2 separate regions of the Homo sapiens genome follow, and region 2 is linked to region 1. Evidence: read pairs that join two places in POLR2A ChIA-PET (ENCODE). Cell type or tissue: MCF 10A. All regions are shown on one strand.

The links. Peaks named below come from ENCODE experiments on the same cell type or tissue, not always from the same donor. Only the 100,000 strongest peaks of a DNase experiment are listed, where the experiment ranks them.
Region 2: POLR2A ChIA-PET joins it to region 1 with 14 read pairs; 4 of 35 experiments call an interaction of 5 or more read pairs at or near these places.

What each region holds. Positions count from the first base shown.
Region 1 is chr4:159,226,979-159,229,478 of GRCh38, reverse strand. The region is part of intron 4 of RAPGEF2 (Rap guanine nucleotide exchange factor 2); the gene reads right to left. Among named protein-coding and RNA genes, the nearest start is that of MIR3688-1, 99 kb to the right of the region's middle. In MCF 10A, no CTCF peak of the experiment used is centred here; a DNase peak (open chromatin) is centred at 1,308.
Region 2 is chr4:159,433,748-159,436,247 of GRCh38, reverse strand. No RefSeq gene overlaps it. Among named protein-coding and RNA genes, the nearest start is that of MIR3688-1, 310 kb to the right of the region's middle. In MCF 10A, no CTCF peak of the experiment used is centred here; no DNase peak of the experiment used is centred here.

The sequences.
Region 1 (2,500 bases):
GTGTTGTAAGGCCAAATTGTCCGAAGTTTCTGTGACCACATTCTCCTCTCCCAAGTTGGGTCAAGAGCACTTTCTGCCAGTGTGAGCTTTCCACGAAAGGCAGTCACAGAGCATAGAAGCCTCTTCTATCAGTGTCCCTAATCTTGCCCTTTGTATGGGCCTCCACATTCTTCTTGTACGTCAGAACTACCCAGTGGAATGCAATTCTCAGTATCGGAATGTAAACTTATTCAAGTCAGCCTACACCCAGCAAGGGAATACACAGGAGTCAAGCAGATATACTGGTGGGCAATCCTAATTTACAAAATGATTAAAAACATAATACTCCAATACATCAATTTTTTCACACCCCTGTTTCCAGAAAATGATAGGCAGTTACTACATTTTATTTTCTTCCTTAAAAAAATCTAAGTAACTGACTGGACTGATGTTCCTAAATCAAAACCAATTGATTTGTTTAGGACTTACAAAAAAACAATCACATAACATTGTCTTCAGACAGCAGAGTGGCAATTAAATTAGGGAGGAAAAGCTAACAAGTAACTGCTGATGCCATCAATTCCATTCTCAAAAATTAGTAACATATATAAGAATAAATTTTAATATAAGTATAAAAGGAAAGTGGATTGACTTTCCATAAAATACATGTAATCTTTTCTTAATAAGTTGACTCATTAGTTTAAGAAGCAAAAAAGTAACAGCTATGTTAAAAATCACACACACACATACACCAAGTACATATATAATTTACATGTGTGTGTGTAAATTGCGAACTGCTTCTAAAGCATGGACTTTAACCGGCTTCTATTTCAGAAGTATTGGGAAAACTGAATACACACTATATATCTCTAAATTTCCTTCAAGGCTCACTTACAAACATTCTAACAATCATCACCCCACATAAAATTAACAGAAGTTTGCTCCTCTGCACAGTGAATCTCAACATTTCATCTCTGCTTATAAAAATAGAGTACAAGATAAAAATTATTATACAATACGAAGGCCTTATAGCTGTGCTATTCCCCCGTTCATTCCTCAGTAGTTTGTTGTCTATTTAACAAGCACTAAACATTCGATACTTAAGCTACTAACATTTTAATTCCTTTAAAAAAAATTCTAACCTGCACTGTCTTCAGTATCTTTGAAGAACCACTAACACCAACAGTGCTGTCACCTTCTATAGGAGCTCTTTTCTCTGCAGCACTGAGCACTCCCCATTTCCCCGTGTTTTCTCCCAGTGAGTCCACGCGCGCGGCGTAGCTTGTACAGAGGCCAACATTCCATCTGACGGCTAATTTCCTGCTTCAATGACCCACCCACCTCTCCTGGCTGCAGCTATGTGTTTCGCATGTTGTATGGGCACTCTTTTCGCATACCAGCCTCATGACCTCAGCGGCTGCCTGACAGACACTCTTTATCAATTTCTATTAATTCATTATCTACTCTCTTGTAAGTCGAGGGCAAGTAGGGAAATCTGCAATGTCTGCTCTCCTCTGAGTCTTCAAGGTCAAATGCTTTGTGCTGGCAATACAATTTTGTTATTAAAATTTACCCAAGCTGTACTACAAACTAGTTGCTCTCCGCCAAAGAGATGCTGAACTGTATACCTGGCCTGAGGGATTACCATGGAAAATACTAGAATAAATTTAAATCAAAACAGCATGGGAAAAGGTAAAAGAGGCTGCTTTTGCTGTCATTTTTCCCTTCAAGAGAAAAAAAAGGTGGCTCTTACCTCAGCTGTATTGGGGTGAAGAGAGCAAGCAGTTTTTCTCTCTTGCCACAATCTAAACCAGCAAAGATCAGTGGTGTGATGACTACACTTTGGTAGTGTCTATGTCCTCGTGACCAAACTGCTAGAGAACAGCTCAGCTAAATTAATCTGCTGCTATCAGTCTACACAGTGGCACAAACAGGTCTCTGCTGATCACAGTGCTTTGTACACAGATGGCAGCTGATCAGTTTGTATAAAAGTTATGGTCCATAACAGCTTTTCTTTTCAGCATGTAGACACATGCCCATCCAATATACTTTTGTTAAACGTTCACCATTTCATTGTGCAAAGCTGGCCGTGTATGAGTTGTATAGACAAGGAAGCTTAGCTCTAATATCTTATCTTCAAATGACCTTATTTTTTATAAAATTCATTCAAGAAGCAAAATAAACAATTACATTAAGAAATAACCAAACAGATCTATGTAACATATTAATGAGAAAAATGGCAGATGAATATAATGAATGATTCAGATTGGCCCTAAGCAAGTAAGAACCTGAACTGATCTCAAGAATCAAACAAGATTTCAAGAATCAGAACTAAACATCTGATATTCTTTAAAGCTCTATGTTAATGGCATCAAAACCTAGCCACTAACCTGCCCAAAATTTGGCACATACCACAAGAGAAGTTGAAATGGTAAGTATTTCTTTGTAAGACTGAACCTCAACAAAAATTCAGGTCACTTGAAAAATACTGTATTCATAATTCTTAGAAGTTAAAAGAACA
Region 2 (2,500 bases), 210 kb before region 1:
GGATTTTTTGCATCCCAGGGAGAAGTTTCCAGGGACGCAGGGGTTTCAGTACTGTAACTAGAAAAATCGCAGGCATTAGGTATGAGCTGAGAGGGGTGTAAAAATAAAAAAAATTTAAAATAAAAAAACAGAACAATCCTAGGCAAACCAGACTGGCTGGTTACCCTAAGAATGCCCACTTTCACCTCAGGTAGAGAGGGATTTAAAAGCAAATTGGTGTCATTTAGAATACTGGGTGATTCAATATCTGACTTGGAAAATACAGAAATTGCTCAAGTGAAGGAGAGGCAGTATCGCATGGCACGCCCTCCAAAAAAGACACTGAGCAAAGAAAATGAAAATATTTACCAGGAAGTGACTGGCTGCCACAAAGAGCCATTAGTCTGGGTCACTGAAATTGCTGGTGAGATTCCCAAGGGATGCAGTTGGGGAGGGCCTCTGAAGGTCCCAAGAAAGAAACTATGAGAAAAAAAAATCAGCTTTAACATGGGCCAAAACCAGCGGAAACCAACACTAGATCAGAATCTAGACCTTCCTCTCTCCCTCTCACCTGACCACATCCCCTTTCCCCAGCAGGAAGAACTTGTTCAATGTAAATCAGAATTGGAGTTTTGACTATTTGTGGCACTGAGCATTTTAATTACTGACCACAAAAAACTTTTATTACCTCCATGTAAGCAGAGAAGTCATGAGACTTGTTCTGAATTTCATTCACTGGGTAAATTTCTTCCACTGCATAAATTCCAACTAACTATGGGAAACACAAATAAATTAACTTTCTGATTTTATCCCTAAGAAGATTGTAAAAATTACGGAAAAAAAAAAGGTTACTTGAAAAGGGGTAATAGACAAGTAAGGGGCTATTACTATATAATAAACCGCAAATGTCACATTCATGATTCTTTTGAAGAGTAGAAAGAGAGACTTGTAAATATTGTAAATCTCTTTCTAGCAATGGTTTTGAGGTCATTGGTTTTACGTTGTCACTTGTATTAGTCTGTTCTCACGCTGCTTAAGACATACGAAAGACTGGGTAATTTGTAAAGGGTAAAGGAAAGAGGTTTAATAGACTCACAGTTCCACATGGTGGGGGAGGCCTCACAATCATGGCGGAAAGCGAATAAGGAGCAAAGTTACGTCTTAGGTGGCCGCAGGCAAAAGAGCTTGTGCAGGCAAACTCCCATATATAAAGCCATCAGCTCTCGTGAGACTTAATCACTACCACAAGAACAGTATGGGGGAAACCGCCTCCATGATTCAATTACCTACACCTGGCCCTGCCCTTCACATGTGGAGATTATTACAATTCAAGGTGAAATTTGGGTGGAGACACAGCCAAACCATATCATCACTCTACATTTTTAAAGCTCCTCCTCAGTATACACTGTTTCCTAACTTCCCCTCCCTGCTTCTCCTGTGGAACAGGGGGGCAGGTCTGAGAAGGAGTGCAGGAAGACCTGATTACATTTAACTCTCTCAATATACCACTAGAAAACATGCCCTTGAGCACCACAATCATTTGTGAGTTTAGCATTTTGCAAGACTTGCAAGAACAAAACAAGAATGCAAGAGCACGAGTCATTACATTTTAAGCTAGCAGGGACTGGCCCAGAACACTGTAAAGGAAGCGCATTTCATATGAAACAAAACCTACGGCCTCAGCAGATCATTAAGCCAATATCAATGTTTCTTGATCAATTAAAGAGGATGATTCTGGAGCAGACTGCTATATTAATAAAATGGGTTCTTTCTTGACTTTTCATTTATTGTGAATTTTTAAAGCCTATTATTTTATGTTATTTTAGTTGTTTCTACCATATTCTCTATTTCCTAATAGACCTTAATCTTGCCAGATGAAAATTTGCCAGACACTCTACTTGCTAGAAACACAACCTCCCGATAAGAGTAGGTAGCTTCTCTTATGTTCCAACCACAAATTTCTTGGATTTTATTGATAATTATATTTTCACTTACTTTGGAAAGTGCCCAAACCAAAAATTCCTAGAGCCAGAACTACCTTAGTAATTTATGACAGAGTTCTGGATGTTTGAATTTATTATTTTTCCCTTTTTTATAAAACACAAATCATCAGAAGTGAATTCACTGTACAGTGAATTTTTTCATTTGAATTTGAGTCAGATACTGTGGGTAAAGTGATGCCTGTAAGTACATAGTAATCTATAATTCTTGAAATAACCAGAAACTCTTCCTGATTGAGGAGACTCTATTTTCTGACACTGGTGAATAATATATCCAACCGTAGATGAAGAAAATCCCTGTTGTTATTGATACTTAATACTCCAGAAAAGGTACTGTACTTTCAAGGGTCCTCAAACCTCTTTGGCTTCAAGGCTCTGAAATTGATTCAGCCTTTTAATGTATAAAGAAAAAGATTCTGAAATAATGAAATGTCAGTGCTTAAGGTACAAAACAGAAACAGCTCAGTGAAGCATATTATATAGGTGTCAGATAAGTGATCGAAATGGTTATATTATTTGTT